Linked DNA regions of Homo sapiens: all the other regions are linked to region 2. The links are chromatin loops, found by intact Hi-C in ENCODE. Cell type or tissue: heart left ventricle. All regions are shown on one strand.

The links. Peaks named below come from ENCODE experiments on the same cell type or tissue, not always from the same donor. Only the 100,000 strongest peaks of a DNase experiment are listed, where the experiment ranks them.
Region 1: a loop joins it to region 2, with 5 times the contacts of the local background. A loop is called at or near these places in 3 of 110 quality-filtered maps.
Region 3: it touches region 2 in a loop (2.4-fold over the local background); 50 of 110 quality-filtered maps call a loop at or near these places.

The regions. Positions count from the first base shown.
Region 1 is chr9:70,281,832-70,289,831 of GRCh38, reverse strand. SMC5 (structural maintenance of chromosomes 5) reads right to left here. Exons shown (of 25, transcript NM_015110.4): 7 at 7,249-7,410; 8 at 3,561-3,632. Among named protein-coding and RNA genes, the nearest start is that of SMC5, 27 kb to the right of the region's middle. In heart left ventricle, no CTCF peak of the experiment used is centred here; no DNase peak of the experiment used is centred here; H3K27ac peaks cover 1,265 bases.
Region 2 is chr9:70,336,280-70,344,279 of GRCh38, reverse strand. It overlaps SMC5 (structural maintenance of chromosomes 5), which reads right to left. Exons shown (of 25, transcript NM_015110.4): 18 at 11-136. Among named protein-coding and RNA genes, the nearest start is that of KLF9-DT, 74 kb to the left of the region's middle. In heart left ventricle, a CTCF peak has its summit at 3,515 (motif pointing left); no DNase peak of the experiment used is centred here.
Region 3 is chr9:70,388,281-70,396,280 of GRCh38, reverse strand. All of the region lies in intron 1 of KLF9 (KLF transcription factor 9), which reads left to right. LOC124900273 (a long non-coding RNA gene) reads left to right here. Exons shown (of 2, transcript XR_007061576.1): 2 at 1-3,224. Among named protein-coding and RNA genes, the nearest start is that of KLF9-DT, 22 kb to the left of the region's middle. In heart left ventricle, a CTCF peak has its summit at 3,883 (motif pointing right); a DNase peak (open chromatin) is centred at 6,333; H3K4me3 peaks cover 862 bases; H3K27ac peaks cover 2,123 bases.

The DNA of each region.
Region 1 (8,000 bases), 54 kb after region 2:
ATTACAGGAAGAGAAAGTATAAGCTTCCTAATTTTTTTTTCTTAATTAGATGGGAGAATAAAGATACTGATGAACTCTTTTGTTAGAAATGTGTCACTTAAAATTTTAAGGTAATCACTAGAATAGGACTAAATTTAACTTTCAACCTATAGAATAAAAAATAGAATGAGAAAACCTTGGTTAACAGCAACAGAAAATAGAAAGAGAGGAGGAATCAAGTAAAAAGTATAATAAGTAGAAAACATAACAGTAAATGTGAACTGTTTAAACTTCTTCATCTGTTTAAACTCCTTTATTTGCCATCAAATTGAAAAAAATTTCAAAACAAAACCCAGTATTATTTACAGCACATAAACTAAAACATGGTACAGAAATAAAAACAAAATAAGAAAGCTTTAAAATCTAGGAAGCAAAAACTGATATAATTACAAGGAAAAATAGACAAACCTATACTCATAGAAGGAGATACTGACACCTTAAAAATCACTAAATCAGGCCAGGTGCGGTAGCTCACACTTGTAATTCTAGCACTTTGGGAGGCCAAGGCAGGTGGATCACTTGAGGTCAGGTCTTTGAGACCAGCCTGGCCAACGTGGTGAAACTCTGTCTCTATTAAAAATACAAAAATTAGCCAGGCGTGGTGGTGCATGCCTGTAGTCCCAGCTACTTGGGAGACTCAGGCAGGAGAATCGCTTGAACCGGGGAGGCAGAAGCTGCAGTGAGCCAAGACTGCTCCACTGCACTCCAGCCTCGGAGACAGAGCAAGACTCCGTCTCATAACAACAACAACAACAACAACAAAAACTAAATCAAGTAGGTTAACAAAAAAGTAGAACATACGAGTATACATAATTATAGTAAGCCTATTCTAACGTATGTATATATGTGTGTGTATACATATGTCCACACCTGAAGACAGAATGCACATTCTTTTCAAATACATGAAGAATAGGTACAAAAATCAAACACACAATAAAAGCCAAAAAAAAGTCTCAAAAAATTCTTTAAAAAAGTCAAAAGGCCACATTTATTGACCATAAAGCAGTGTTAAGTAGAACTTGACATTTTTCAAAAGCCTAAAAAATTCCATATCCATAGAAATTAAAACAATAAGAACTGCTAGGTAACCTCAAACGAAAACATTTAAATAAAAATTATAATATCTTAAATTGAAACAAAGAGCCTACTAATCAACACACGTGAGATGTAGCCAAATGATGCCCAAAAATTTATATCCTATAATGCATTTATTAAAAATTAGGAAAGATGAAAAATAAAAGAAACACACTTTTTACAATTCAAGAACGTTAAAAAATACTCAAAGCAGAAAAATGAATTAAGAAAGAGGAAATTATTAAATAGTCAACAAAAAATAAAGTTGATTTTTAAAAAAAATTAGTTGAAAAGACTTACAAAGTGACAAGCCCTGGCAAATATGATAAGGGGGAAAAAATGGATACACAAATATCAGTGATAGGAAGAGAAGAAATATAAATGATTGAAACTGATCCAAGAGTATTAAATTATTTACCAGGTCTGCATAAGCCTGAAAACAAAACCAGTTAAGAAAGAACAAAAAATAAAAGTATAGGCCAATCTCACACAGTTCAAAAAATCCTAAATACAAAATTTTATAGTTGAATACAGCAGTATATTAAAACATCAATTAAAATTCATGACAGGAATATAAGGGAAGTTCAACATGAGGCAATCTACCAACTTTGTATTTGCGTCTGGGGATACAGGATGAGTTTTATGTCTTTTTCTGCCTAACCCTAATAAAATAATAGGAATGGAGTAAAAAGGGATCCATCCCATGAGGACAAAAGAAAGGGAAGAGAGATCACTAAATGGAAAGTTTAATAAATACTTAGAAGATGGAAAAACAAGTAACAAATTTAGCAGTATATTATAGGAACCATAGTGTAAAGGGTGAGTGAAAAAGAAAGGGATGTGAAGAACTGATTATTCCTTCTAAAAAATAAAAACAAACAAAAACCCCAGAAATTCTTAGGACTAGGAAATGCCAAGTAGAAACAACATCACATAGAATGCAATTATTCATATCCTCCTTCTCATCCCAATCCCCTTCTCCCAACATACACAACCCTAAGCACATAACACTGACAACCAAGATGCTTCTGTGAACATTTGTGGTTAATTCTTTGGAGAAATTAAATGAGCAGCCTGGGACTTAAAATAAAGGGATAGAAAAAGGGGTGAGGCTGAGAACTAGGAGATTAACACCATGCTTCAACCATCAGAAATGCCTGAAGTTACATGTCTACCCCCAAGGCAGGTAATTTCAAAACTTAGTCTCAGAATGGTCCTGAAGAATAGAAACACACATATATTTGGGCATCTGTTAGCAAAAGAGCCCACTTTCTTACCTAATCATCCTAACATAATTTTGTCGTCAGGCCCACCCACGCACGAAAAATTTGTAATCAGCCTTTTAATGCCTTACTTTTAACCATAAAGAGAACCAAAGATTCTCAGATAAGCAAGGAAAGACTCCAGGAAGAAAGCAAGAAACCAAAGTAAGAAAAGAAACAAAAATCTACTAAGAAAAAACAATATTATAAAGGAAAAAAAACTTTAAAAACTTTTAATTTATATTCTCAGATTGAGAAGCTGCACATATCAAAAACAGGATACTACAAATTGAAACAAGATTTTTCCTTAGCAATAAATTACCTGCAGTAGGCTAAAGTTTTACAATGTAAGTGTCTTCATTTCTAGAAATTGGAGCTATAAACCAAGATTATATCAAAACAGAGTAAAACTCAACAATAAAAATATAATAAAAAGTTCCAGTCAGGGGCAGTGGCTCATGCCTGCAATCCCAGCACTTTGGGAAGCCAAGGCAGGTGGATAGCTTGAGCTCAGGCGTTCGAGGCCAACCTGGGCATCACGGCAAAAACCCATCTCTACAAAAATTCAAAAAAGTACCTGGGTGTGGTCGCATGCACCTGTGGTCCCAGCTACTCAGGAGGCTGAGGTGGGAGGATTATTTGAGCCTGAGAGGCGGAGGCTGCAGTGAGCCAAGATCACACCACTGTACTCCAACCTGGGTAACAGAGACCCTGTCTCAAAAAAAAAAAAAAAAAAAAAGACGAAAAGTTCCATAGTTTAAGTATACTTTGTCTCATTAATTTCAATCATGCATAAAGGTACATACGCATTTTCTACATAAGCGTCATCACTGATTTTTCAAAATAAAAGGTCTATTTCTGTGTTTTAAACAACAACAGAATAAATCCCTTAGACCTTAGTTTTTGCTGTTAAGGTAACCAAATCCACCATTATCCTATTAAAAAACTACAGCCACCCAGCTACAAATATCATAAGGCACAGCTGCTAGTAGTTTTGAGAAATTTTCCACAATTGTCCTCTGAGCAACTACTATACTTCCAAATCTTACTTTCCCTCGGATTAAGAAATAGAGAATGCAGAGGATCTTGGCCATTCCCCAACAAGAATCTGTCTCATAATCTGTATTTGAAAACAAAAGTTAGAGCAAACTTTAATGTAATAAAAATTTTAGTATGAAACCTTACATGTTTATCTTTCCTTTCTATAACATCTTGCTTCTGTTTGCATTTTTGAGATGCCTCCTTAATATCTGTTGCCTGTAAAATTAAACCGGGGAGAGGGGGGGACAGCTAGTTAAAAACTCATGCAAGCAAATTATATGGCCCTGCCCATTCAAATATCGAGTTAACCCACAACAATTTACATCAAGCAAAATCCATAATTATCAACAAAATACCAACAGTTATTTGCAAGTCTATAAAAGGTTATTCCTAATGATATTAATAAACAGTTGCAGTAATACGCATGCATGTTTTTTCTCTTTACATTTATCTTCCTGTCTTATTTCATCTGATCCTAAAAACAACCCTACAGGATAATCAGGACAAATATTACTGACTGGTAGGGCTCAAAAGAGGCCAAGTAACCTTTATACATAGCTAAAAAATGGAAACTAATTATAAAAAATCAGGTCTGATTTCAAATGCAGAGTTCTATCATACCAAGTATGCTACCTCCTTGATATTTTTCATTAACACATAAAACACATACATGACATATTATAGACACATATTACACATCATTAACACCTATAATATGTAATTCAAACATAGTAGAAAACAGGGCTATACAGAAAACAACATTATAGACTAAGACTACTATTCTTGGACAGGCTTGTTTGCAAGGTCGGTCCTTGGTTGTTGTCTGGAAATTTGGATTTTGGGAGTGTTTCTACCATTTCCTAACTGATAAGAGTGGCTCACTGTGCGTGTTTGTACAAACAATGTGGCTGATGCAGAACATCTGCTTTCCTTCTTGCATTCTGGAAGTTAACAACATGCTGCTAGAAGGCCTAGTTGCCTAACGCCCATAAAAACCTTGGGTGCTGAGTCTGTAATGCACTTCCCTTGTAGACAGGACTTTTAAAATGTTGTCATAATTTGATGATGGAAGAATTAAGCACATTCTGTGTGATTTCTCTGGGGGAGGACCCTTGGAAGCTTGTGCCTGGTTTCTTCTAGACTTTGTCCTCAGGGCATTTTCCCTTTCCTGACTGTTTTGCATCCTTTTGCTGTAATAAATCTTAGCTGTGAGCCCTCCTAGGAAATCATGTCTCCGGTGGATCTCTGATGCCAAGAGACAATAGTTTCTTCTGATAGAGGAAAATTAATTTTCTGATGCTAGTAACACTGATGTATGTATGCTTAAATCATACATGCTAATCATGTAAGATAAAGATTACTATTATTGTCCTCACCTGACTGAGGAGACTAAAACTCAGAGAGACTAAACGATTTGCTGAAGGTCAGACAGCTGAGTGAGGATTTAAAATACAGGTCTGTGTGTCTCAAAAGCTATGCCCTGTCCATAACACTTCATCACCTGCCTGGAATTAAAAAAAAAAAATTACAAGTATTGGAAAAAGTTTTCTGCTGGAACAGAATGAGCAGGAAGAAGAACAGCATGAATATTAAACAAAATTAACCACTGTGTTCTGTTGCAAGGCTATGGGTGCTAATAACTACTTTTACTATAGACTGACATAAGGTACCACTTCAGAATTATTTCTTTAGGAAAATAATTCTAAAACATCTTAGGCCATGCAGATTTTCACATAAATAAATTAGGCTCATGGATGTTTGACAATGAGCCTAATATAACAATAGCTGGGCTTCTGTTATAAATAGACAAAACAAAGGGTTAAATATGTTTCCTTAATTAAGAGATCTCAAATTTATTATGTACATATTTTCCACTACAAAAGTAGTTTTACAGTAACAGAAAATTCAAGAACCAAAAAAAGCAATTACAAATCCACAACTTAACTATAACCAACCATCATTAACATAACAACGACTGCCAATTATTAGTTTCATATCCTTGAGGAAGTCGTGTTATCACTGGTATTCAGTATCTGTAACAATAAAATGAGGGGGCTTGTCTAGATAATATCTACAATTCCTTTTCCCCGTAACATTTAAAATGACCAATGGCAACGCTTTTTCAGAATCAGATCTAATCAAGTCCTAAAACCTTTATCTGATCTTAGTAACTGTTTAATTTTTTGGACTTGAGTGCAATAATTTTAACTCACTTTAACCTGTATTAGAATTAAGATATAGTGGAGCTTTTCCCACATGATAGTAGCAAAGTCAAAACTGTTGATTCATTTCCTCTGTTACAAAGTTTACTTTATATTCCTAGATATGGCCTTTCTCACTCAGTAGAAATGCTCAACATAGTATCTGGTACAATCTAGCTCAAGAAGTCATTTTTCTGACTTTCAGGTGCCTAAAAAGAGAAAAGTACAATCACATCTAGAAATCGAAGAGCTCCACATAACTTCTTTTTTTACAAACAAAAGATGAAACTTACATTAGTCAAACCTGTATAAATGGCAATCTTAAATTCAGTAACAAAAACCCTGGAGTAGCATATTCACAAGAATAAAACACAATCTTTAAAACCTTTAAAAATAGAGATGATGCCTGTAAAAAAAAATACTGCTAAGTTCATAACACACTATCTCCTAAATGATCTTTCAATAGCAGAAATCATGTTTCATACAATTTTTTCCCAATAGCAGTGCCAGGCTAAGATCCACCCTTTACCATCACTGACACCCATCTTCAAGCACAGTGGCCAACATCAGGGGTATACAGTACACAAAGGTTGTGAATGGTTTTCTGGTTTCATAAAATTACCTATATATAGCATAAATTCCGCTGGTCTAATTACAAATAATTCTACATATTTGAGGCAACTGACAATTTATATCAGAGATTCTTTATTGATTTATTTTTAAATTTTTATTATTATATACATTTTTTGAGATAGGGCCTCGCTCTGTCACCCATGCTGGAGAGCAGTGGCACAATCTCAGCTCACTGCAACCTCTGCCTCGTAGGCGCAAGTGATCCTCCTGCCTCAGCCTCATGAGTAGCAGGGACCTATAGGCACACACCACCATGCCTGGCTAAGTTTTTTGTGTTTTTCATAGAGACAGGGTTTCACCATGTTGGCCAAGCTGGTCTTGAACTCCTGAGCTCAACTGATCCGCCCGCCTCAGCCTCCCAAAGTGCTGGGATTACAGGCATGAGCCACTGTGCCCAGCCATATCAGAGGTTCTTAAGTAGGGGTCAATACCTTGACTTCAGTGCATCCATGAATCTCCAAAATCTCATGCACGATTTTGGATCTGCCTATACTGCGTTATTTTAGAAGCAGGAATTTAAACAATTCTCAAATAATCTCTAACTTCAAAATCCACCGAAGGTTAGAAGCCATAGTCATAAAAAATATCTAGTTATACTTTTAAAATACAGGGAATATTATTCTATTATCTATTCCAAAAACATCAGATTTTCTATATTGCCCTCCTTCAAAAGGGTGTATAATTACAAAGCAGATGTATAATATATTCACAAAAAGAGCTCAGTGTTTCCAGGAATACCACTATGAATCCTCTTGTACCTAAAAAAAATCATATTTCACTTTTCTCTCTTTATATCTTGGAAGTCCTATAAAGTAGCAACACTTCCACAGTAATAAGTATGTCCTTGAAAATCCTATGGTGGCAGAATTCCTGGTTAAAAAACTTAAGAAATGAAAGATACAAGAAAACCCTTGAAAATATTTTCAAACACCTGCAAAATATTTTTTATATTTGCTAAAATAAAATTCAGATAATCCAAAATTGAAACCAAAAAGTACCTTTTCTTTGATTCGAGCCTCCAAATTGTGACGCTCGTTTTCCATTTCTTCAATTCGACATGTTACAGGAATCTGCCCTTCTTTAAGTTTTCTGACCTCTTCCTTCACTCGGTCACGAACTAGTTTTACTTCTTCATATTCCTGACGAACATTTTCATATTCCTTGCAAATAATTCAACAAACAGAAGTTAATGCCCTACCTTAAACTAACACATATACTAAAAATCAAGATACAGGCAGAAACCAAATGTAAGAAAAGATTGTTTTGATATCAAAACAGGTTTATTAATGTAAATTTGTCCTCTGGGACAACTTCAGAAATAGTAAATACCAGTGTAATGATTTAATAACAGTCCTGATAATCACTGAGCGTTTATTTCTATCACCAGTTCAGATTCTCAGACTTCCATCCTGTTATCTGAAACATATCTTAATGGCTACGAAAATGTGACTTACCTCTAATCTGTCAATAAAGAAGAGATACAGGGATGTATAAAGAAGCAAAAGAAACTCAAGTATAAAGGGTAAAAATAAAAAAAAAAAACAAAATGAAAATGGGTCAAAAGAAAAATAAAAACCAGCATGTAGGTGAAAGTGATGCCTGTCATGTCATAGGAGTATTTGCTAAAAAAAAATTAAGTGGCACACTAAGGCAACATTATATAAGAGTGAATGGGATGATGGTAAGAAAAGAAAAAATAAACATATAAGTACATCAAAAAAGAAGAAAAATGAAAAAAAGGTAAATCAAT
Region 2 (8,000 bases):
TTATACTTACTGTCTGGTATTCTTGAGGAAGAGTCTGCTCTGCACCCAGGTTACATACTTGCCTAGCTCTTTTCATAAGTTCCTTGCATTTCTGCAATAATCTCTGTCTATTTTCATCCAATTCAATGAAATGTTGCTATTAAAAAAATTTATTTTGAAAATTTGAATGTTAATGTTAAAGCAGAGGGATGTTTTATTAAACTACCACATATTAAATATTGTTGAATTCTGATTATAATGATAATCAAATTATCTGAAACTGTTTCTTAAATAATGACTCTTTTTATTATAAAGGTTAAACTTGAACTTAAACTTTAAAATACATCAGCACATCAATAACCTGGCATTTCTCTAATCCATAAGAGGTGTAAAATTTAAATTTTACTGCCTTTTCCTGAAAGTCTAGCTTAGCTCCATGTAATTATATTTATTTATTTATTTACTTATTTATTTATTTTTTTGAGACAATCTTGCTCTGTCACCCAGGCTGGAGTGCAGTGACGTGACGTGATCTCAGCTCACTGCAACCTCTGCCTCCCAGATTCAAGTGATTATCACGCCTCAGCCTCCCGAGTAGCTGAGATTACAGATGTGTACCACCATGCCTGGCTAATTTTTGTGTTTTTAGTAGAGACAAGGTTTCACCATGTTGGCCAGGCTGGTCTCCAACTCCTGGCCTCAAGTGATCCATCCGCCTTGGGCTCTCAAAAGTGCTGGGATTACAGGTGTGAGCCACCAGGCCCGGTCATGTAATTATATTATAATCAGATTTGAGATACACAGTACACAGGCTTCATATGACAAAACTCAGCACTCAAATGTAGTTAGAACCTTTAAATCATGCTTGATAGTTTTCCAAGTACCTTCCATGTATTTATTTATTCATGGACCTATTTATTCCTTCACCAAATAATTACTGAGAACCTATTAAATGCCAGTATTATAATCCGCATTGGTCACAGAAAGGTGAATAAGGACACAGGATCATTATCATAACAGAAACAGATACTCTTTACCGAATGCTTATGTGCTGGGCCCTTGGCTAGGTGCTTCGCATACATTATTCCCTTTATTTCTCACAAACACTGCACAGTAATATTATCCTCATTTAGCGCATTAAAAAAAAAAAAAAGAGACTGAAAGGAATTAAGTAACTTGCCCAAGCCCACACATTTAGTTAGAGACTGTCATGATTCAGATCCCTGTCTGCTTACAGGACACATGCTCTTTTCATTACAGCATGGCACCTCTCAGCAGGAGCAGATTGGACAGAGTATGTATGTAGGGAAGGTCAGAGTGGTCACAGAAGCTATGACAACTTAACAGCCTTAAATGACAAGAAATAAGGAACATATACAGCAGATGACATTCCAAGGACAGGTGATTATGAATTTTAAGGCATATGAGCCTCAAAGACCTGCTTATTTAAGAAACAAGTAATCTAATGTGGCTGGAGGAGAGGAATTTGTAAGGATGTAAAAGATCAGAGTTGGTAAAATGGACAAGGGCCAGACTGCAAAAATTTCACATGCAACAGGGAAGGTATCTCATCTACTAAATGTCTTCTGTAGGTCAAGCACTGTTACAACCACTATCCTGTTAATTGTTCTAATCCCAATTATGATCTTAAAGAAAAGGGTTATCTCTATTTGTAGATGTGGCTCAGACACATTAAGAAACTTGCCCAAGGTTACGGAACTAGCAGATTTCTGAGAAATAAAACAGGTCTGGTTTGCTCTTTTCACTAACCCTCAAACTCTGGTTGGCACAAAAAACAGCTGGGGGTGGGGGATATGGAATGGCCTAAGCACATTCCAGATCTACTTGATTAATATCTCCGGGGCTGAGGTCTGGACACCTGTATTATTATTATTTATTATTTTATTATTATTACACTTTTAAGTTTTAGGGTACATGTGCACAATGTGCAGGTTAGTTACATATGTATACATGTGCCATGCTGGTGTGCTGCACCCATTAACTCGTCATCTAGCATTAGGTATATCTCCCAATGCTATCCCTCCCCCCTCCCCCCACCCCACAACAGTCCCCAGACTGTGATGTTCCCCTTCCTGTGTCCATGTGTTCTCATTGTTCAATTCCTACCTATGAGTGAGAACATGCGGTGTTTGGTTTTTTGTCCTTGTGATAGATTACTGAGAATGATGATTTCCAATTTCATCCATGTCCCTACAAAGGACATGAACTCATCATTTTTTATGGCTGCATAGTATTCCATGGTGTATATGTGCCACATTTTCTTAATCCAGTCTATCATTGTTGGACATTTGGGTTGGTTCCAAGTCTTTGCTATTGTGAATAGTGCCGCAATAAATATACGTGTGCATGTGTCTTTATAGCAGCATGATTTATAGTCCTTTGGGTATATACCCAGTAATGGGATGGCTGGGTCAAATGGTATTTCTAGTTCTAGATCCTTGAGGAATTGCCACACTGTCTTCCACAATGGTTGAACTAGTTTACAGTCCCACCAACAGTGTAAAAGTGTTCCTATTTCTCCACATCCTCTCCAGCACTTGTTGTTTCCTGACTTTTTAATGAATGCCATTCTAACTGGGGACACCTGTATTATTAAGCGGGCCCTCAGGTGACTTTTATGCACATGGGTTTGATAGCAAATAAACTAAACCAAGACAATAGTTATGAAAAGTGAAAGGATAGATACTGGACCAAACTGAAAATGCAAGCAATCCTTTATACTAACCACTTAGTACTATAGTTTCCTTGAATAAATTCCTCAGTCCCTATAGCTTGAGAGAAATAAAAGAAAATGTTAAAGACTCCCAATCACCCCTACTCTGCTAAGGACCATTGTACTCAGGCAAATGCAAAACAAGGAGCAGCTGGATAGAAACTAAATACTCCTAATTTCTTCTATTCCTGATTCTTGTTCCTCTGGACTTTGCTAAAATAAAGTATTAGAACATTATGGAAAAGAAGTATCAATGAGTTGATAATTTGAAGCTCTGGACTTAGAAAGACAAAACCTCATTTAATAGTTTGTTTGGTGGCATATGTGTAATAAAATATTTATCTGAGAAAATATTCTATACATATGTGTTTGTGATAGAGATCTTCACATGGCACTTGTTTTGCTTTTTGTTTTTAAAACCACAATTCTTGCTGAGCTTTTTAAGGGTAGAAGTGGGAAGGCATATATAATTATATCAGATAATGCTGTAAAGTCAGACTAGTGAAAAGGCTTTATCTACATTTCTGCTTAGAGTCTAGCCTTTAATAGTTAATAGAGAATAGAAAATACTCCATCTGTTTAAGATGTAAGATAAGAAATGAGTGAAATGTACAAAATATCCCCCACTAACATCTCAAAAAAGATTACTTTGTAGTTATATACCCTAGAAAAAATTTGTAAGTATTATCTTTTTTTCTAAAATTCTTTTTATGGAAAGTTCACTTCTCATGGAAATTGTACAGAAATACCTCGACATTAAACAAGAAAAAGCTTTTCTAAGAAGGCCCTCTTGTGGAAGAAGTAAGAATTATTCACAGAATTTCTTATGAAAACTGTATATATTAAAACTGTTATTTTAGTAACAGTTCATTAAAATAAGAATCAAATAAAATGAAAACCATTTTCTATATGAATAAAATTAAGTTCTAGGTATCATCAACTTTTACTAAAACATTAGCTGTAAATTAACACATTTCTCCCTCATTTTTCCTTTAATAAAACATCATTCCAATTTAGTTGATTTCAAATTCAAATGTTAACCATTTGTTTTAGTTACCAGACAGAATACACACTTAAAAATATAAAAATCATTCATTTAGAAAGTCAACTTTAAATTTTAATGTAATGCTAGAAATTTAGAATAATAATCTTAACTTTTAATACACAAGACCATAAATTCTACTTAAACTAATTTAATCATAAACAATAAAATAATGGGAATAATACTATTTCTTTGTAAAATGTTTTCTTCAAAATTTCATCTAAGTAAAAAAAAAAGTCTCCTCTGAAACAGTTCTTTTTTGAGGGAGTGGCAAGCAGGTAGGCAGAAGAGAGGTCAGATGAAAAGCACAGAGCTCCTAAATTTGGTATTAGAATAAGCAAATAAATGTAACAACTTTCCATCTTTATAACTAATATTAATTCTGATGTAAATCTACACTTTTAAAGGAAACACTGGCTTCATGCTAAGCAGCACACTAGGCATCTTGATATATATTATTAAACTGAATATCATAATATCCCTCCAAATTAGGTAGGTATCATACTTATGGCTGCAGAGAATGATTAAGCTTGGAGTGGTTAGGAAACCTGCCCATGGTCAAAAACGAAATAACAAGAAATTTTTATCGACCTCTGTATTTGGATTCACACACAGCTTACTAATTTGTCCTAAAAATAGCCCATAAGTTAGTGACATTACCAAAGAGAGGCTTCCCACCATCTACCTTTTTCAGGGGATGTTTTATAGGTCTGTTGCCCTATTTACCTTCCAAAAATCTGAGAAAGTATCAAACTCCACGGTCCCCTCATAAATACAATCTCCCCTGAAATTTTGTGTCAATCTTCTTTTGTGAATTTATTTTCAAGAAAGAAAAAAGGACAAAACCAAGTGGTAGCAATAGTTCCTCAGAGCAACCTGCCATGTGTTCAAAGGGACAAGTAGGAAAAAAAAATTTCTCTTTGGTTCAAGTGAAGCTGCATAGCAGGAACAGATGAGATAGATAAAAATCATGTGCAGGTAAATGGCAGCAAACATGAGAAGAAAACAAGAGTAGGTAAAAGAGAAAGTGAACTATCATACACCTATTCTACTACATAATTTTAGTCATCATTCTTGACTCTTTTTTTTTTTTTTTGAGACGGAGTCTCGCTCTGTCGCCCAGGCTGGAGTGCAGTGGTGTGATCTCGGCTCACTGCAAGCTCCGCCTCCCAGATTCACGCCATTCTCCTGCCTCAGCCTCCCGAGTAGCTGGGACTACAGGCGCCCGCCACCACACCCGGCTAATTTTTTGTATTTTTAGTAGAGATGGGGTTTCACCACGTTAGCCAGGATGGTCTCGATCTCCCGACCTCGTGATCCACCCACCTCGGCCTCCCAAAGTGCTGGGATTACAGGCGTGAGCCACCGTGCCCAGCCCATTCTTGACTCTTTCAAATGTGTGGCTAATGACTACGATCAGACAGCAACAAACATTTATTAAGTATGCACAACAAGAAATGAAAGAACCTTACAAAAGGGCTGGTAAAGCATTTATCAATGAAAAGCATTAAAAAATTTTATTTTATTTTTTTTTAGAGATAAGGTCTTACAGTGTTGCCCAGGATGGACTTGAACTCCTGGACTCAAGTGATCCTCCTATCTCAGCCTCCAAAGTAGTTGGAACTATAGGTACACTCAGATCATTTAAGAACTTTCAAATCAACATATGAATAAGAAAAACAGAGTGGTGTAAAATATTGCTGAGGAAATGCAAAATAAAGTCAGAGGTAGTATTAAGTAAAGTTACTTATGTGTGTCAAGGAAGAGTTCTGGTCTTAAAAGCAGCAATGGACTCAGAATGAAAAAGGTGAACAAACGATACGGGAAAGATACAGAGGTTATGAACAATGGTAGGAACACTGGAATAGCCAACCAAGGTAAAAAAGGCTAGAAGTTGGAAGTAGACATTAGAAGACTACTGTAAAGCTTTGGATGATGTATAATATTATAAAGCTGTAGATTTCTGCAGCAGAATATAAAAATCAGCACAATTTTTTTTTTCTGGCAGTTAAACGAGTGCAAAATTCATAAAAAGTGAGGCCACAGCTATTAGGACTTAATGCCTAGACAGAGTGGTAGCCGTGATAGTTAGAAAGAGGTGAACTAGTAATGTGGTAATGGCTAAATTGGGCAAAGGGCAAGGAAAAGGAACAAGAACAAAAAGAGAATCAAAATGTGCTAAGTTTCTCCAGTTAACTTTAAAATTATGCAAATGGCTGGGCATGGTGGCACATGCCTGTAATCCCAGTACTTTGGGAGGCCGAGGTGGGAAGACTGCTTGAGGTTAGGAGTTTGAGACCAGCCAGGGCAACATAGTGAGAACTATCCCTACAAATAAAAAATTAGCCAGGTGTGTGGCATGCACCTGTAGTCCTAGATACCTGGAAAGGCTGAGGCAGGAGGATTGCTTGAGCCCAGGATTTCCAGGCTGCAGCAAGCTGTTGACCATGCCACCGCACTTCAGCCTGGGTGAGAGAGTAAGAACCCGTTCTCAAGGAAACAAAACAAAACAGCAAATGTGTTGAGAAATTATGCACTATTAAAATATAATCAAAATAATACATAACGAGTTATGGTGGCTATTTGTGCTTTCTGAATAACCAAAATGCATTCAACTACAGGAATTTTAACTTTAAATTTGAAAGTGGCTGTCTTGGTTAAAAAAAAAAAAAATTAGTAATTCACTGATTAAAAACAAAACCCTCTCCCCAAAAACTTTCCTACTTTCCAGAAACACGGCAGTCAGCTCTACTCAAAACAGTATTTCTTGGCCAGGTGTAGTGGCTCACACCTGTAATCCTAGCACTTTGGGAGGCCGAGGCGGGTGGATCATTTGATGTCAGGAGTTTGAGGCCAGGCATGGTGAAACACGATCTCTACTAAAAATGCAAAAATTAGCCAATTAGCAGGGTGTGGCGGCGCTCGCCTGTAGTCCCAGCTATTTGGGAGGCTGAGGCAGGAGAATCACTTGAACCCAGGAGACTGAGGTTGCAGTGAGCTGAGATTGTGCCACTGCACTCCAGCCTCGGTGACAGAGCAAGACTGTCTCCAAAAAAAAAAAAAAAAAAAAAAAACAAATCCCAAAACACAGTATTTATCCTATTTACTAATAAAATGGATCAGAAGAGAACACCCTGCCAACCTGTACTAATCTCAGTCCATCTATAAGGGCTATTGGAAGAGTATCTCTCACTGTGTCAGGTGTGGGTTACAGTTTAAGAGCATACTTACTCCAAAGCCATTGATTTCATACTTCTGTAAACATGACACAAACAAATCGTTTTCTTAAGTTCTCATTAATACTGATGTAAAAGTAAAACTTCAGGCACCAGAATCAAATATTGTATTGTTGATATAGTTTGGCTGTGTCCCCACCCAAATCTCATCTTGAATTCCCACGTGTTGTGGCAGGGACCTGGTGGGAGGCAACTGAATCATGGGGGCAGGTCCTTCCTGTGCTGTTCTCATGACAGTAAGTCTCACGAGATCTGATGGTTCTATAAGGGGGAGTTTCCCTGTACAAGCTTTCTCTTTGCCTGCCACCATTCATGTAAGATGTGACTTGCTCCTCCTTGTCTTCCGCCATGATTGTGAGGCCTCCCCAGCCATATGGAACTGTAAGTCCATTAAACCTCTTTCTTTTGTAAACTGCCCAGTCTCGGGTATGTCTTTATCAGCAGCATGAAAACGGACCAATACAATTGTGTTACTGGATTTAAAGCTACACATATTAATAGTATCTGCCTGATGGGTCAACTTCTTCATGAAACCTCTTTTATAACAACATTTCCTATATGGAACAACCACATTCATAAGCTCAATCAATGAAGTAACTTCAGCATGGACTCTACAATTACTTACCAATAGAACAGATGAAAAAGTAGCAGATGACATTCCCCACATGCCCAGGAAATAAGCCCTGATGAGGCTCTCCTCTGGTAGCTAGTTCAGTTTCTTCACTCCCATTTGGAACTTACCTTTGATTGCTTTTTGCTGGACACCGACTACCTATTTAGAATACTATTGCTATTCATTCTGCCATCCTTTCCTTCCTTTGTTCTTGGTGAAGGTGGGGAGTGGGGGAGAGGACTTTCTTGTCTTCCACATCTCTGGATTTTGCCCAGCCCTAGCATATCAAACCTAATCTTCAGCTTCGTTTGGCTATGTGTGTTTGTGCCTGCATGCTCCTAGTTGCTTATCTGCTAGCAACACTGTTTTTTTCTTAAGTCAAAGGGTTTGAAGAGG
Region 3 (8,000 bases), 52 kb before region 2:
AGCTCTCATAAGCAATGCTGGTATCCCTTTTCATGTCTCTATCTAATTATTATCAAATTAATTGCCAAAAATAATCTGCAGGAGAATATTGCCAGATGGCCCTGGATTAATTATAAATCCCACCAGTGTGGTAGAGGGCCTGTTTCCTCATGCCTCCACCAGTGGTCGGTATGAACAGATTTTTTAACGTTTTCACTAGCCTCACAGATATCTTGCTGGTGTCTTAATTGGCATGTTTTGATTACTTGTGAGATTGAATATATTTTTGTATGAAATATTAAATATTTTCGTATTTATTTCTTGGTCATTAGTATTTTATTTATGTATTTATTTATTTATTTATTTTGAGGCAGCGTCTGGCTCTGTTACCCAGACTGGAGTGCAGTGACACAATCTCAGCTTACTGCAACCTCTGTCTCACTGGTTCAAGTGATCCTCCCACCTGAGTAGCTGGGACTGTAGGTGTGCACCACACAGCCTGGATAATATTTGCATTTTTAGTAGAGATGAGGTTTCGCCATGTTACCCAGGCTGGTCTCAAACTCCTGGGCTCGAGCAATCTGCCTGCCTCGACTTCCCAAAGTGCTGAGATTACAGGCATGAACCACCACGTCTGGCCAGTATTTCTTACTTTATAAATTATTTATTTGCATCCTTGCCCACTTTTATTAAGTTGGGCTGTTCCTTTTTGATTTGCAAGTCCTTTCTGTGTTACAGATTTTAACATTTTGTCATATGCTTCAATTTCTTTTAATTTATTTTGATTCTTAAATTTTTCTACTTATATATATTTTTAACATGCAGAAGTTTAACATTTTTACGTATTCAAAACTATCCTTCAAGTAGGATTTTGCTTTTGGTTTCATGTTTAGAAAGTCTCTATTCCAGGATTCTAAAAATGCTCACCTATATTTTATCGTTATGGCTTTATTTTTTACATTTACATTTATAGCCCATTTGGAAATCATTTGAGTGAAAAGTATGAGGTAGGGACTAAGATTTAATTTTTTTCTTTTACCTGACATCTAAGCCACTTACTGAATTAAACATTTTCTGTTTCACTGATTTGAAATACCCCATTTACCATGTACAGAATCCCTATAGATTCTTAAGGTTATTTTCAGACCCTACTCTGTTCCACTGATTTGTCTTTTCCTGTGCTGCTATCTCACTATCTTAATTATTACAGCTTTAATAATCCATTTTAATAACTAGTATTGCAAGTGCTCACTTATTATTTGTTCTTCCGCAAAATTTTCTTGGCAAGTTGGGCATGTTTATTCTTCCAAATGAACTTCAGAAATAACTTTGTCAAGTTCTAGAAAAAGAAATTCTTACGGTGTGTGTTAATTCCGTAGATGAATTTGTACAGAATTGCCATATTCACACCATTGAGCCTTACCATCCAAAGGCATGGCAAGCATTTTGTTTGTTCATTTTCTTTTATATTGAGGCTTTATGCATTTCTTCACCAAGGTCCTGAACTTTTATTGTTAGGCTTATTCTGACTGGTTATGGCTGGCATATAAGAAAGCCAGTGCTCTTTTGTACAGTTACATCTGTGAATGCACCTTTAATTTAGATTAGATTTTTCAGTTATCTTGAATTTTTTCAAAGAGAAAGTTGTGTCAACTGCAAATAATTCTTATTTTATAACCCCCCCTTCTTCTCACCATTTACTTCTTATTTTATCTAATTGCACTCATTAGTATTTCCTGGAAAATGTTAAATTATAGCAATGGGAGCGGGTGTCCATTTATGCTTTGGGCTAGACTTTAGTAGTTATACTACCTTTATTTTACTGTTGACCTTGCAGAGGAAAGGTTTCAGAGCTGATCTTTTATACTGCTGAGGAATTATTTTATTTTCCTGAAAGCTTTTATTAGGGATGGTTGTTCAATTTTATCATATACTATTTTGTACACGATAAGAGTGTGTATATGATATTAAATGATACTAAATGTGTGTGTGTGTGTGTGTGTATGAGCTGTTAAATGGGGGAATAATATCAGTATGATTTAATAATATCAAATTGTCCTTTTTAAAATTACATTTCTTTTGTAGAGTTGGGGTGTTACTGTGTTGCCCAGATTGGTTTTGATCTCCTGGGCTCAAGCAGTCCTCCCATCTCAGCCTCCCAAAGTGCTGGGATTACAGGCGTGAGCTACCACAGCCAGCCCAAATTCTTCTTTTATCTATGGAATCCTAGTGCTGTTTTTGCAATCAGAAACCACTCTTTTTTTTTTTTTTTTTTTTGAGACAGGGTCTCAGTCTCACTCTCACCCAGGCTGCAGTGCAGTGGCACAATCATAGCTCACTGCAGCCTCAACCTTTGGGCTCAAGCAATCTTCCCGCCTCAGCCTCCCAAGTATCTGGGACCACAGGCAAGCACCACTACGCCTGGCTAATTTGTTGTATTTTTGGTAGAGATGGGGTTTCACCACATTGCCCAGGCTGGTCTTGAACTTCTGTGTTCAAGTGATCCATCTTGAGCGGCTGAGCATTATTTTTCTTCTAGAAGAAGTCTTGATTTTCTACATCTGCAAGAAACTTTAATTCTTAATTGGCACTGTTTGAGCTCTGTTCTGAAAAGGAGGCCTAAATCCCTTAGATTTGTTTTTTACCAGATTGGTTTACTTTTGCTAGATGCAATGGAAGCTTTTGATTTTGTATTTTTGACTTTCCTGTCTCCATTAAAGTTAGACCCATCCCTGGACTTGGGTGGGGCAGGGAAGATGAGAAGAACCAGGTAGGAAAGAGACGACATTCAGATGGCAGGCCTCCCTGACCCCAGGCAGGACTTCAGTGGCAGCCTGGACAGCTCAGGGAGTCTGGGGAGGGTTGCCTATGTCCAGTGAGCAAGCTTGGCACTTGGCAAGTACCCGGTCTCTGTCTTCTCTATGGAGAACTCACCTCCATTCGTTTCAGGACTGCCCACAAAAAAATGGGCTTCATTTGGCATCATCAACTAATCAGCAGTCGAGGAGGCTCCCTCTCAAAAGCAGCAAGTGTCCTTTTGTGCTAAGTAGGCAAGCACATAGCCAGGGGGCCCCAGTCCACTGTTCTTGCACCCTCCGTAGGCCCAGGAGAATTCTGGAGGCCTGATGACTGTCTCTGCAAAGGAAGTCTTTTACACATTGTGCGCAGTGTTCAGTAGCTTTTTTGATCACATTTATTTTATACTCTGAGCTGAGTCAGTCAGCAAGAGGTGCTTAGCTTGTTACTGAAAGGGGCGGGGAGTGGTATATAAATAATGAGAACTCAGAGAAACTTGTGCTGTTAACAGCTCTGCTCCAGTAAAGTGGAGTTTATTGTGTCACTGCCTCTGGGTGTGTTTTCCTGTGAAGGCCAGAAATAATGCAGTGGTACAAGTGTGTTGGGTATTTTTTTCCCTATCCCCAGGAGGATGGTAACTCTCTCATTAATACTAAAGACAGGTTTAAAGATTCTCTAATTGATAGTTGCATTGCTGTGTGATTTGTTCAGCGTGAAGGCTGACCATTCTCCTTTAGACCTTAGCACCGAGCCTCAAAGAGAGGGCCTGACTTGGTTTCCCCCAGGCTGCCAGACGAAGGTGGAGTGACCGTCTCTCTAGGCCAGTCCTCTCCTCCTCTGTAGATCATCTCTGGTCCCATTCAGCCTTAATTCTGTTCTCGTCTACATGTGACTTCCCCATTCCATGCTTTCTTAAGTGCAAAACATCTATCATTTTCTAAATAATACCTTATTATATGACTGTCATTAACTTATATGCTGGGATGTTAGATTCAACATCATGGCATGTTAGATCCAAACTCTCCACTGTATTAAAAAGGTGGGAGATTTTTCAAAGGGCTACAAATTGTAGGTCCCTAAGCAGAATCCAGCCTGCGTACACACCACTGGGTGGCACCATAATTTATAATGTTGAAATTGAATGCCTCTAAGTAGGGGAAGCACCCTGTTCAGTTCACCATGGAATCCATTATGATCCATGATTGAATGCACCTGCTCCCACCCTGTCCCCGACCTGTGTCTGGCTCCTGAAGACATTTGAATTTACAAATTCTGGTGGCCAGTTAGAAGTTCAAGTCCTCTGTTATTTGTTTATTTACTTGAGACAGGGTCTCACTCTGTTGCCCAGACTGGAGTGCAGTGGCGTGATCTTGGCTCACCACAACCTCCGCCCCTCGGGTTCAAGCGATTCTCATGCCTCATCCCCAGTAGCTGGGATTATAGGTGTGCAACGCCACACCCAGCTTCAAGTCTTTTGATTGAGATCAGGAATCAACCAACTTTTTGCAAAAGGTCCTGATAGTAAATATTTTCAGCTTTGCAGGCTGTACAGTCTCTGTGGGCAACTGCTCAACACTGCTGTTTTGAGAATGCAGCTGTAGATAATACTTAAACCAATGAGCATGGCTGTTTCCAATAAAACTATATGCAGACAAGGAAATTTTAATTTCATATAACTTTCTCCTGTCATGAAATATTCTTTTAATTTTTTTCAACCACTTGGTAAAAACCGAATATAAGAATGGTATAAGCTATTCTTAGCTCATGGCAGGCCAGATTTGGCCAGTGGGATGTGGATTGCTAGCCCCTGATTTAGATCACTGACCAAAAAGTTTTTAAAGTTTTCCAAAGGATGCCAGATAAATCAAAATGATCCCGGGCCTTTTATACTAGCAACTCACTTCCAAGCAGATCTTTTTTAAATGCGTAAAAATGGTAAACTTGAATTATACAAGTTACATGAGTCTAACGAAGCTTCTATTTGCTCTTGATTTTCTCGGGGCTCTGTGGGTGTCCCTCTCTGCTCTCTGTGAAACACTTCAGGGATAAGGACGCTAGGTCAATGACAGCACTTGGATTAGAAGCAAGGAGAACCATCACAAAATGACAGCTCCAAGGGGCAGTCAAGAGAGTATCACTGTCAGCTAGGTCGAAAGTGAATTCAGTGGGAACAAACCCTGATTACACTTGAAATATATGTAAGTCACAAGCATAGAAACTTAATAGTTCTCCTATTCTGATGGCTTCATGCCAGTTTTCCATGGTCACTTCTAGAAAGCCATCTTCCTAACACAGCGAGAGTATCTTACTCCTTTTCCAGTCCTAGCCCACAGCTGAATGGTCTTCTGGTCCATTTTCCCCACAGTGGACACAGATCCCCCAACTAAATGAACCCCCTCCTCTCATGACTCACTTGAAAGAAATGAGTACACATGCCAGTGAGGAGGCTAAGCCACATTAGCACTCCTCCAAGAAAACCACTTCTAATGAGTTTTTGTCTTAACAAGCATTGAGAAAACACTGAGCTCTTCCTTTCATTGTTTTCCTCACCGCCACATCAGAAGGGAGTGGAGAAAGGGCTCCAAAAAGGACCGAGCAGAGAGGGCGTTTTGTTTTGGTTTGGTTTGGCTTTTTGCAACTTAACCATTCTATGAGTTCTGACCCCTTGTTATATTTTTCATAGAACATGTTTAGAAAAACATTTCCCCCATAACTGCTTCACTGGGGTTAAAGAGGACTTCACTGCAGTCTAATTCTGCAATAGCTCAGGTTTCTCCAGTAGCCAGTAATATCTGAGCAGATTTCAATGTGAGTGACCAGGAGGAGGACGAGAGAGAGAGAGAGAGAGTGTGTGTATGTGTGTGTGTGTGTGTAAAGTTTGAGCATTTACCAAATGCTTGGCACCATGAGTAGGACAAAAGTCATACATGACATTATTTTTGCCTCAAGAAGCTCAGCCTTGATGGGGTTGTAACAATCTGTATTTTGACTTTTGCTCAAAAGTCTGCTGAAGTGGGTTAAAATCCTGTTTATCTAATGGAAGTTGCAGAAGTGTAGTTTTCAACTCCATGTCTTTATTGAGTTTTTCACGGGAAACTCTTTTTTTTTTCCTCTTTGCAGCCCCATCCCCGAGCATCAAAATGCATCAATAACCCTAGCTCTTATCCACCTTGAGTAGGGCCCAGCATTCATTGGTTTGCTATTGCCTTTTGCTGCCGTAGCTTTTCAGCTCAGAGCTCCATAAGGGTTTATACGTAGATCTGCACATAGAGAATCAACTGCTACAGATTCGTTTTACCCACATTGGGTTTCCTCGAAAAGTACGTTGTACAGGGTGTTGTTATGACTATTGCTCTGCTTAGAAAACAGCAGAGAGCCTTCATCATGAATAGATTATCACAAAGGTGATAGATTTGGTTGTTTTATCATATTTCTGCATCTCATCAGCACAGGTTAAGAGACGCTGGGGAAAATAGAATGAATAATTTTGGATGACTCAAATGCACCACGCTGGACAGCTCCCAGCCTCTGCAGTTTCTCTATGGGTTCTGGGAAGGCCGGGACAGGAGTGAGAAAATATTCACTCCTCACACCTAGCCAAGGAGTGTCTGGAGAGTTCTGCGGAAACCAGGAGGCTGTGTGTCCTCTGTCTATGCAGCAGCTATTGTCAGCTGTGCTTGGAAAGGTGTGAAGAGTAGGCAGAGGCAGGCTCTTGGGAGCCAGGGCGATGGCAGTCACTTATAAGTGGAACAAGTGTGGTTCTCATCTTCAACAGCTCGTCTGCTTGTCTGCCTGTGTATGTCCTCCCCAAACACAGACATGGCCTTCACCTCCCCTGCCTTCATCTTGTGGGGTGGGGAGCAGCAGGAGGTTATGGATGCTGGCCTGATAACATCTGGCAGGCAGGACTTAGCTGCATTTTCAGTGGGACACAGACATTAGTGTGAATCCAAGGAAAGCAATCGGAAAGAGGGATGTGGAAATTGTCAAGTCCCCAGGACCCCCAGGAGTCAGGACAGCCAAGTGGCCAAGAGCACGGGCCTTGGTAGACAGGGCCAGTTCATTACTCTGCTTTCCAGTTATGTGACCCTGAGTACAGAGTTTAACCCTCCAAGTCTCAGTTTTCTCATCTGTGAAATGGGGCAACCTTGTGGAGTGCTTGTGAAAATTCAGTGAGAAGGGCACGGGAAGCCCTTAGCTTTATGCTTAGAACAATGTTAGTTCATCTTTTATGAGGAATATAGAAGAAACTGGAATTGTTTGGAAATGGGAGAAGAGATTAAAGAAAGACATATCTGTCTGCAGATATTTAAAGGATTATGATGTGGCAGAAGGAACAAACATTTCTTTTTTTTTTTTCTTTTTGAGACAGAGTCTCACTCTGTCGCCTAGGCTAGAGTGCAGTGGCATGATCTTGGCTCACTGCAACCTTCGCTTCCTGGGTTCAAGCAATTCTCCTGTCTCAGCCTCCCAAGTAGCTGGGACTACAGGCGCACGCCACCACACCCAGCTAATTTTTGTATTTTTAGTAGAGGTGGGGTTTCACCATGTTGGTCAGGCTGGTCTCTTAACTCCTGACCTCAGGTGATCTGCCCGCCTCAGCCTCCCAAAGTGCTGGGATTACAGGCGTGAGGGATTACACACCTGGCACAAACTTACTTCTAGTGTTAAGACAATATGACTTAAAGTATGGCCTTTGCAGGAAGGCAGATTTTATATCAATAAAAGATGTGACAGAGATGCTCAGGAACAACCAGATGCTGAGTGGCCCCTGCACTCAGGAGCTCAGGGAGAAATGCTCGTTCCAGGTAGGAGGCTGGTTGGACCCAATGCCAATTCTTTTCCATCCTACAACACCAAGAAATTTAGCAAAAAGGCTCAGCTTTTTTACTCTTGAAAGAATTTATGAAACCAGCAATTGTGTGGAATAAAACAGAAAAAATACTTTCCAGGGGACCCATAGGGTACCAAATGGCAAGCTCATTTGCTTAGAGATGTTAGCAACTTTCTCATTGTATTAGTTTGGGCTGCCATAACACACAACCACAGACTGGGTGGCTGAAACAACAGAACTTTATTTCCTCACAGTTCTGGAGACTGGGAGTCCAAGGTAGAGGCAGGGGACGGGTTCGTTTCATTGGAGGCCTCTCTCCTTGGCTTGTAGATGGTGGCTTCATCCCTGTCTTCCCAAGGTCTTCCCTAGTCTTCACATGTCTGTGTCCTCA